Regions from separate parts of the Homo sapiens genome. Here region 2 is linked to region 1. A link is a contact called in ENCODE Hi-C data. All regions are on one chromosome and are shown on one strand. The core of a region is the stretch at or near the end of the contact, and the rest is flanking DNA. Distances in the headings are between cores, read along the strand shown. Region 1 has its middle 16 kb from the start of PAX2. Region 2 holds the start of TLX1 (T cell leukemia homeobox 1).

What was found. A loop is a pair of places that touch in the nucleus more often than their neighbours do. Pooled maps may share reads with other maps.
Region 2: a loop to region 1 is called in a pooled map, with 5 times the contacts of the local background. The contact joins the promoter of TLX1 here to the enhancer-like site in region 1. A Hi-C loop is called at or near these places in 3 of 37 single-sample maps with no recorded cell type and 6 of 50 pooled maps.

Annotation. Positions count from the first base shown.
Region 1 is chr10:100,726,488-100,731,817 of GRCh38, forward strand. No RefSeq gene overlaps it. Among named protein-coding and RNA genes, the nearest start is that of PAX2, 16 kb to the right of the region's middle. Within about 2 kb of position 2,762, at least 2 of the 41 ENCODE cell types and tissues checked have a DNase peak (open chromatin) inside an H3K27ac peak, as active enhancers do.
Region 2 is chr10:101,128,002-101,133,331 of GRCh38, forward strand. TLX1 (T cell leukemia homeobox 1) reads left to right here and starts at 3,299. Exons shown (of 3, transcript NM_005521.4): 1 at 3,299-4,108. The coding sequence starts at 3,541. It overlaps TLX1NB (TLX1 neighbor), which reads right to left and starts at 3,145. Exons shown (of 3, transcript NR_130723.1): 1 at 2,785-3,145.

The DNA of each region.
Region 1 (5,330 bases), core at 1,512-4,011:
CCTGGGCAGAGAAAATAGCAGAGTATGGAGGGAGTGAAAGAGGACTGGCATGAGGATCTGGAAGGCAGGGGGTGGGGGGCTCCTGTGTTTCACCAACTGATGTCCTTAAAGAGTCCTCTCAGCCAGACAAAATGGTTTCTTGCCCTCTGACTTCTCTCTGGGGACTAGGAGTATCTAATATAGCATATGCTTAAAGAGTGTAGGTTAGGGAGGCAGTAGGTGGCAAAGGTAGGATCTGAACCTAACCTTTGCCACCTACTCACTGTGTGATTGTGGGTAAGCTACTGAAGCTCTCTGTGCCTCAGTTTTCCCATCTGTAAAATGGGATTCATGACAGTAGGTGAGAGTTAAAGGAATTACTATATATAAAGTCCTCAGAACAATATCTGACATGCGGTCAGCCCTCAGACATGTTAGTTGTTTTGTTGTTATTATCATTAACCTTGTTCCAGTGGAGTACAAGGCCTTTCCTCTTGTTGACAACTTTTCCAGAGCATCATTACATTACTGCTCTTTGTACCCCTGACACCCTGTACCTGTGCAGGAGACAAAGCTCAATCAATGCATGAAGAAGTCCAAGGCTTGGGTGGGGGTAGGGAATGAAATAACATGATGAAATGTGTTATTTAAATGTGCCAGGAATATAAAAACTTACTTAACCTGACCAACAATTTTTTTTTTTTTTTTTTGGCTGGAGTGCAGTGGCGGGATCTCGGCTCACTGCAAGCTCCGCCTCCCGGGTTCATGCCATTCTCCTGCCTCAGCCTCCCAAGTAGCTGGGACTACAGGCGCCCGCCACTACGCCCGGCTAATTTTTTGTATTTTTAGTAGAGACGGGGTTTCACCGTTTTAGCCGGGATGGTCTCGATCTCCTGACCTCGTGATTCGCCCGCCTCGGCCTCCCAAAGTGCTGGGATTACAGGCGTGAGCCACCACGCCCGGCCAACAATTCTATAAAGCAGAAATTCTTGTCCCCATTTTACAGACGTGAACACTTAGGCAGAGTGAGTTCAAGGGATTTGCCCAAGGTCACATAGCTGGTACATTTCAGATCTGAGAAAGGTGGAGTCCACCTCCAGACTGCTGACTCCATCTTCTACCCTTGGGTGCTGCTTTCTCAGATGTCTTGGGATTAGTGAGAAGTTATCATCTTCTATAGTGTGCATTGTTCTATGAGACTGCCCGGTAAAGGGTGCATGAGGTTGGGAGAAAAACCCATTTGTCAAGTGAGACAGGACATGTGGGTTTCCACTTCACAACCACTACAGGTGAGGATTTGCAAGGGAAGAGAGTTGGAGGGTACAGGGGAGGAATCAGAATTGAGATGAAATTCACCCAGAAACCTAGGTTGACCTTAATTTAGCATCTCACCCTGCAACACACATACACACACACAAAATCTGTGACCATCTTGTTTCTGCCTCTCTCATCTAATGCTTCTGTATCCCTTAGACTTTTTTGAGGCCTCACATCTTCTTTTGCAGACCACTCACTCAGTCTCTGATGCTCTCTCTACCTACAGCTCATTGTCCATAGAGTCCCCTCCAAATCAGATCTTTTCATTCCTCTGTTGAAAAAATCTCCCAGGCAAGGCATAGTGGGTCACTCCTGTAATCTCTGCTTTGGGAGGCCAAGGTGAGAGAATTGCTTGCCTTCAGGAGTTCAAAGCCAGCCTGGGCAACATAGCAAGACCTCATCTCTACAAAACATTAAAAAATTAGCCAGGTGTGGTGGCATGTACCTGTAGTTCTAACTACCCGGGAGGCTGAGGTGGGAGGGTTGCTTGAGCCTGGAAGGTTGGGGATGCGAGGAGCTGTGATAGTGCCACTGCACTTGGCCTGGGTGACAAAGTGAGACCCTGTCTCAAAAACAAAAACAAAACAAAGCAAGCAAACAAACAAAAAATCTCTCAATTGCATCCATGACCTAAAGGAGAAAAGCAAATCCTTAGCAAAAGTTCTCCTTGCTCTAGGCCTTGCCAACCTCCCAGCCTTATTTCCCTTACTTGACCCATATATTGGCTTCACAGAATCCTTTTTGCTTCCCCAGCTAGGTAGGCTGTTGCCCCCTCCCCATGCCTTTATCTTGATGCTCCTTCTGCCTAGGAATATTTCACCTGCTTAGCTCCTGCATTTAGTGGACATCTACTGATCTTGCAAAACCCCATTCCCTTTATGAAGTGTTCCCTGACACTCCCAATTACCTTTCTCTGTATCCCAGTCACCTTTATCTTGACACTTTCCTGGAATTTATTGGTTGATAGCTCTCTCTCTTTCTCTTTGCAACCAGGTAATGTCTTCCTTGAAAACAAGGCCAGTGTGTGATTTACCTCTCTAGCCCCATTGTCCCAGTCCAGGTTTACTGACTGACTGGTGCCCTGATTCTTTGAGTCAGCCCAGCTCAGTCTCTGCCTTCCTACTTCCAAAGAATTCTGGTCTAGGCATCAGTTGCATTCTGTCTCCGTGCAGAAGTAGGAACTGATTGAGCTGCCAGTCTCCTTCCTGGAGGTTTTTCTGTTTTGTTTTGTTTGTTTTTCCACTCGTCTAGTCCAGCTCTGCAGCTGACCCACCAGCCAATGCCAGAGGAGGGGACAGGAGGAGAGAGGAGGAGCAGAGTGGGTTGGACCAGGTCGACCCAGAAGTCTCAAAAGGCTGGAAAATTTCAGGGCGTTTGTCATCCCAGGGCCGCCTAGTGGGCAGGGAAGTCTTCCACTCTGTGATCTCGGTCTCACTCATACCGGAGCCTGCAGCGGCCCTGTTGCGGTCTCAGTCTTCAGCCCGACATCATGGGGGCGCCAAAGCACAGGGGCTCAAAATGGTGAGGCCGGGGAACCGGGCGCTCCCATCTCTGTCTACGTAGATACCTAGTCAAACCGAAGGGGGAAGCTTCCTAGCATCCTTAAGCCCTCCTTTCCATCCGGTCTGCATTTCCACTTTTCATTGCAATCTGCTTCTCTTCTGCACCGCCCCCTCTCCTCCCCCACCCTTCTCCCGTCCCTTTTCCTCCCCACCCCACCCCTGCCCCCGCTTCTTTCTCCTCTTCTTTCTTCCTCTCTACCCTCTGGCCTGGGGACACCGGTGCTGGAGAAGACCCTGGGAACGGGCAGAATCTGAGCCGCGTCTCTGAGTCGCAGTGGGAAGGCGGCTCAGGAAATGCGCCCTCCGCTGGCGCTGGGTCGCGGTTCTGGCTGCGTTACTTTTTCCTTGCATCTGTGGCCCGGCGCGCCAGCCTGGACACTAGATCCGCAAGAAGGGAGTTTTCCCAGGGCCGGCTGAAGAATGAGAAGTCCGAGCTGCGGGGACGTTGGGGGTCTGTGCTTAGCGGCCACAGCCTGCCCACCACGGGTTCCCGCCACCCCGCCTCCCCACCTCCCTTCGCGCCAGGGCTGAAAGTCCCAGGCGCCCAATGCGTGCCCAAGAACGAGCCGTGAACCTTTTATCTACCCGTCCCCTTCCCCGCCATGGACCCAGGACGACACCCCACACCCAGACACCACTCTTTCCAGGGGCAGATGCTCCGGCGCGCCCCGCGCCCTGAAGTTCAACTTGGAATCCAGGTCCGCGCGGGACCCCGCCTAGCGCCCCAAGCGCACAGGCTGAGCGCCCCGCCCTGGCCTCCTGGGCCTGCGGCCTCAGCGCGAGAGCCCTGGCCCCCTTCCCGCCGCGGGTCGCGGTCGGGAAAGCGCGCCCTGCAAGGGGGTTTTGTAGATAAACAAAAGCGTTTGCTCTTCTGGTTTTCTTTTATTTTCTTTATTCGCCTGTCCCTTCCTTCTTAATCTCCCTCTTCGCTCTTGTTTCTTTAACTTATTTCCCTTCCTCATTTTCCCTTTCTTTTCGTTCGCTTTTCCTTGTCACTCTCCTTCTTGTTCTCTTCTGTCTCTTTCTGTATCTCCCTCTTCCATTTTGGCCCCTTCTCTGCCTCTGGGTTTCCCTTTCCCGGGCCCCTCACTCTTCCTGGGCTAGGATTGCGCCGTCTCCCTGCATCATTTTTCCTGGCTCCGCTGCCTCTTTCTCACTTTTTCGTTCTCCCGGCGGCCACCGTCTGGCGGGCTTGGGTCCGGCTCCCCCGCCGCCGCAGTGATTTATTCGCTTCACCCGGCGGAATCAGGTGCTGAACCGAGCCCCGGAACGAGAGAACAGATTTCTCCCAGGAAAGGTTTTGTGAACTAAACGATGCTAATTACGGGGTGGGGGATGCGTCGCCCGGGAAGGGGAGGCGCGCGGGGCCGAGCGCGGCCTGGGAGGGGAGAGACCGGGGCTGGCCGAGGCCCTCCCGGGGCGCCTCCCCTGCACCTCTCGCCCTGGCTTTCGCCTTTCCCTGGGAACTTTCCCGTCTGAGTTAACTATTAACCACCGGCGAGAGGCAATTTTCTTCGGAATTTCAGCGATTTCCTTTTCGCAGTGGACTCAGATTAGCACGCAAACAGTGAGATGCTCGGCTTGAGTCTACGCGCGGGCGAAGATGCCTCTGTCGCCTCAAACAGTGTCCTTCGCGACGGCGGAAAACTACAGCCCGCCCCCGCTCCCGTGCCTGCTCAGGAAGCCGTGACCAAGCCAGTGCCCGCCGGTGCCCGGAGTGAAGGTGGAAAAAGCCGAGTGCTCCTGCTCGGGGGCGGGGTTGAGAGGGGGAGATTAATCCGGGCAAGCCAAGGGGACCTTAGACTTGCAGCCAGGGCCGCCACCCGAGGAGCCCGCATGCAGGGACGCGCCTGAAGGCTTAGTCAAACCCGGGGAAATGCCCTCCCCCGCCTGCAGAATCCCCACGCCGTCTCTTACTTCCTCCCTCTTTGCCACTGGCGAGCTTACACGTGCACACACACACACCCCTCTCTGTCTGTGACCGCAACAAACTTTGTGAAACTTGAACCGCTGGGTGCAAAGTTCACGCCCTTTTCTCCTTTCCTCTCTTGCCTGGGCCGGCTCCTCCTGGAGCAGGGAGGGAAGAAGTTCTTGGCCTCCAGACCTGGGAGAGGAGTTTCCGAAAGTCAGGGCCTCGCCTCGCTGTGACATTAGACCCTTGCCACCCACCAGACCGATGGACACTAAACACTTTCCTTGTCGGAAGGCGCTAGTAGTTGCAGCGGCCAGGCTTGGCAGGGCCCTGGTCGACCACCCCACCACTGCCCTGGCCGGACTTTCCCAGGGCGTTGGTCTCCTGGTCCCTATTAAGTCGGGGCTGTCCTGGGCTTGGAGCCCAGGTTCAGGGCTGTCAGCCCCTTGCCAGCTGTCTGAGCTCTCTGCCTTTCTAGTTTATTTTCCCCCAGCTCTTGCCCTGGGTTAGCTCTCTCCCAGCCCTCCACTCTGTCTCTGTCTCCGACTCCATCTCTGGCA
Region 2 (5,330 bases), core at 2,049-4,548, 400 kb after region 1:
AGGCCACTAGGACCCAGCCTCAAAAAAAGCTGCAGTACCCTTCCCCATAGTTTTCAGCCTCAAACAAGGAAAATAGCTCAGATTTTGAGATTCCAGATCAATCTTCTCTGTCTATGGAACTTGGAGCAAGTTTGTTCTCTTTACTGAGTCTCAGTTTTCATTTTCTTTTTAGAGATGGGGCATTGCTATGTTGCCCAGGCTAGAGGTGCAATTATAGCACATCTCAGGCTCAAATTCCTGGCCCCAAGTGATCCTCTAGCCTCACCCTGCAGAGCTGCTAGAACTACAGGCACGGGCCACTGCACCCAGCCATTTTTTTCTTTTTAAAAATGAGATATAATTCATGTGCTATAATATTCAGCCCCTTTAAAATGTATAATTCGGTGGGTTTTAATATTTTTAAAAGTTATGTAACCATCACCACTATCTCATTCCAGAATGTTTTCATCACTCCAAAAGGAATTCTGTATCCATTAGCAGTCAATTTCCATTCCCTGCTGCCCCCAGTTCCTGAAAACCACTAATCTATTCTCTGCCTCTGTGGATTTGCCTATTTTGGACATTTCATAAAAGTGGAATCATACAATATGTGGCCTTTGTGCTTGGCTTCTTTCACTTAGCAGAATAGTCTCCTAGGTTCATCCATGTTATAGCATGAACCAGCATTTCCCTTCTTTTCCTTTTTATGGCTAAATAATATTCCATGTGTGGATATAACAAATTTTGTTTATCTATTCATCAGTTGGTGGACATCTGAGTTGTTTCCCCTTTTGGGCTATCATGAATAATACTGCCATGAACATTCATTCAATTCTCTCAATTATAAAAAATTGGGACATTTCTATTAACTTGCCTGGGTTGTTATAAGTCTTAAATGAGATAAGCATGATGTGGTACCTGGCACAAAACTGTCTTTCAATAAATAATTTATTTCTGCTTTAGTTCCCTCAAGATAAGAGGCAGGAAGAGATTCATTCGGGTTCAGACAACTTCCAAAGTAAGTTATGGAACTCCTTGGGAAGGGGTAGAGTACCTGGATTGGGTAAGTGGGAAGAAGAGAACTGGCGAGGGAGCGGAGCCCTCTCATGTTTCTGCTTAGTGTTTTTTTTTGTTTGTTTGTTTTTTGAGATGGAGTCTTGCACTGTTGCCCAGGCTGGAGTGCAGTGGCGCGATCTCAGCTTACTGCAAGCTCTGCCTCCTGGGTTCACGCCATTCTCCTGCCTCAGCTTCCTGAGTAGCTGGGACTACAGGTGCCCACCACCACGCCTGGCTAATTTTTTGTACTTTTGGTAGAGACGGGGTTTCACCGTGTTAGCCAGGATGGTCTCAATCTCCTGACCTCGTGATCTGCCCGCCTTGGCCTCCCAAAGTGCTGGGATTACAGGTGTGAGCCACCATGCCCAGCCTTCTGCTTAGTGTTTACAAACAACTACCAATTTCACATTTGGCTTTGTCTTGAGTGGGCCTTTGTCCACCTGGCTAGAGCTCAGACAAGGTTTTCCCCACAGATACAAACTTCCAACCAGCACGTAGGTTTCCAGGCTAACCCACAAAAGCAAGTTGAGTCTAGCTCCTCCATATTGATCCACACCAATCATAGCTATTCTGAAATGTACTTTCCTCACATCTGTAAAATAGGGAGAATACTCATCTCGAAGGATTGGTGTAGAGTTTATATTGTTCTCCATAATACTAACATCTGTCTTGTTGTATTTGCTTCTTTGCTTATTGTCTGACCCCCTCTATAGAATGTAAGCTTCATGAGGTCAGGACCTTTGTTTTGTTCACTGCTATGTCCCCCATGCCTAGAACAGTGCCTGACACATAGTGAGTACAGTACTCAATAAATATTATTGAATAAAGAGATACATTCTTTGTTATTCACCCAAGATGACCATATTTTGTTGTTTGGGGCTGTATTCTTCAGGAGAGAACAGAAATGAATAAGCCACTCTCTGCCTCCAAGAAGATCTCTTCAAGTGGAGGTGACAGACATGCCCAAAGCAAATAGATTGCAATAAGACTTGATGGGAGAGAATGTGAGTCTTCACATCCTAGCATCTTTCCAGATAGAGACAGGGCCTACCCAAAAGTCTAATCTGAAACTGAACTGAAATAGAACAGAAATAGATCCCAAGTGATGGAACCTGTGCCTTTCCCAAAGCTTGGCTTCTAAAAGGTAGCAAACATTTTCTACTGGAGAGGGGAAAGACAGGAAGAAGAAAAAGGGAGTTTCCTCCTTTTCTCTTGGGCTCTCAGCCAGACAGCCACTGGCAAAACGTTGGAAAGGCCTAAATTTGTCCTGGATGCACTTCCCTGATCCTAGTCCCACCAATCCCAGCCCCCACGGCCTTAAGCCCCTATGGCTCCCTCCCAAGATTCCAAACGTAAGAAAAGAACACACACCACAGTCCAAAGGCTTCTTGTCTGGAATAGCCAACCCTGGGGTAATTGTTAGGTGGAATGCAATCTGGTTGAATTCATTCAAACACTGTAGGAATTGCCTCTTTCGAACCCTGTAGGATTTTACTTCTTGACGCATCTGTTTATTTAAAACCAAAGGGGTATGTTGAGGCATGGGCACCCTGGCAGCAGACCCCAAACCAACCCTCTTGACTTGTGCCTGCCTTTCAGGATATGTTCCCTTCCTGAATTTGTCTAAGAAGGCTGAGTTGGGGGGTGGTTGCTGATTTTTATAACATATAGCCAGTTGTTCATAGGCCTGTGTTTTAAAGAAGGGCAAGCCTGAACTCACCGTCCTGCCTCAGGGCCTGGGCTCCATACCTGGGGAGTAGACAGTCTTCTACTTTCTAAAAAGCTGGACTTGAAATTTGGAGTAAATCTCCTGGTTGAGTGACAGGTGTTTCGCAGCTGAGCCCTTGAGGAGATTCTCCAGTTGGGCAGAGACATCCCTTCCTCAGACGCCTTGTGGGCTGGACTCCTTTGGCCCAGTTCAAAGTGAGGGGAGGGCTCCCAACAGGCCGGGAAGACAGTTGACTTCACCCTCCTTGGGTTTGTCTGTCTGTCCGTCTCTGGGAATGGTCGCTTCCTGTTTTCCCTTTTCCTTTTAAGCCTCGCCTTGTTCCCCTCTTCTCTCTCTTCATGAACTACTCCGAGTCTTGGTCTCCGTCCCTCTATCTCTGGCTCCTGCATCTGTCTCGGCTTCTGGCCTTCCTCTCCCCCTCCCCTCCCCTCCCTCGCGCTGTCATTCACCCCGCTCCTCTCCGCGCACAGCCAATGGAGAGACCCAGTCGAAACCGCGAAGCTCTCTTGCACCGGGCTTTTTCGCCTGGTGATTGATGTCCCAGAGTCAACAGCGAGCGAGCAGCCGGAGCGGGGAAGCAGAAGCCAGAGAGGGGAAGAATACGGCGCCCCCTCTCTCCCTCCCCTCCCCCTTCTACTTTAGCCTTTCTGCGCACTTCGCTTCCAAGTCTCCGCGCAGCCAGGAGCCGCTGTTGCCTCCCAGCCCCTGCTAGCTGCCCCCCGAGCCGAGCGCAGCGAGCGCCGCCGCCCGGGCCCCCCGGTGGGGCCAGGGCCAGCATGGAGCACCTGGGTCCGCACCACCTCCACCCGGGTCACGCAGAGCCCATTAGCTTCGGCATCGACCAGATCCTCAACAGCCCGGACCAGGGTGGCTGCATGGGACCCGCCTCGCGCCTCCAGGACGGAGAATACGGCCTTGGCTGCTTGGTCGGAGGCGCCTACACTTACGGCGGCGGGGGCTCCGCGGCCGCGACGGGGGCTGGAGGAGCGGGGGCCTATGGTACTGGAGGTCCCGGCGGCCCCGGAGGCCCGGCAGGCGGCGGCGGCGCCTGCAGCATGGGTCCTCTGACCGGCTCCTACAACGTGAACATGGCCTTGGCAGGCGGCCCCGGTCCTGGCGGCGGCGGCGGCAGCAGCGGCGGTGCCGGGGCACTCAGCGCTGCGGGGGTAATCCGGGTGCCGGCACACAGGCCGCTCGCCGGAGCCGTGGCCCACCCCCAGCCCCTGGCCACCGGCTTGCCCACCGTGCCCTCTGTGCCTGCCATGCCGGGCGTCAACAACCTCACTGGCCTCACCTTCCCCTGGATGGAGAGTAACCGCAGATACACAAAGGACAGGTTCACAGGTGAGTCCGGCCCGCGCGCTCCCCGCCTGGCCGCGGCCCGGGCTCCGTGCTACCCCTGCCCCGCCGGGTGGCTCCCCAAAGCCGGTTCTGCGCTCCAGGTCGCCCAGCTCTTCTTGGTGCTTCCCCCAAGTTGAGCCGCCCGCCCGATTCTATAACGCAGACTCGCCATGCTTGAAGAGTTCTCTCAGCCTGGACCCCTCTCTGTCTCCCGAAGGACCCCTGCTCGGAGGAGCTCTCCCTGGTCCCCTCTCCGGATCCACTAGCCGGGTCAGGCAGAGAGAAGGAGGCCATAGATTCAGGACCACCTTCTGCAGCTACTCTTGGCCTGGGAATCTTAGAGAAAGGGGTGCAACGTGAACAGTTTCTTCCGTCCTGGCTGCTGTTCTAGGACCCAGGAAGCGAGCCCCAGGATCAGACACAAGAAAAGAACAGGTTCCCCCACCTCCAGTCCCCTACACACATGCACTTCGCGCCCCTAGCTCCGGTGCCCGTGGTGCTGCGGGGCCAGTGGGGGCTCTGAGCCCCGGTAAATCAGCAGAACCAGTGGCCTTTTTTTTTTTTTCCGGAGAGCAGGCTTCATCTGGGAGGATGGCAGCGGGGCTTAGCCGCCCAGGACAGCTAGCTTTTCATTTTCGTTCTCTCCCGGCTGGGTGTCCTACCCCGGGCCCAGCCCTGTTATCTTGGGCACGAACAATGCACCGGTAGGCTGGTGATCGGTGGCGGGAAGACTACTCCCGGGACATTGGGTACTAAGTGGTGGCCGCTGCCGCCTTCTCTGCTGCCCGCTCCCGCCTTCCTCTGCTGGCCCTGGCTCCCTCTGCTCCCGTTTCCACTCTGGGCACTCAACTCTCCCTCTGGCGTGGATCCCTTCCCCCGTTCTCACTTTCTGCTCCCCTTAGGGTTCCCTGGATCCTAGACCACGATCCTTCCGTCCGGGCTGGGAAGCAGCCACAAATTGAGCCCAGGTTAGCCAGCCGATCTTAGAGAGAGGAGGCAGGAGGCACTGGCTGCTGCTGGCAGAGATGGGGCCTCCTGGGGGTCCCCCGGTTCAAGGGCCCAACAGTGGAAGGGGGGTTTACATAACTACTTGGGAGAAGCTGCTGAGAGCTAGATACTGGGCCAGGAGATTCCAAAGCACCCCTGGCTTCCTGCTTCTGTTCCAGGCAGCAGCACAGCCAGGGAAACTGCTTCTGCAGCTTCTTACCAGACTCTGGGGCCACGG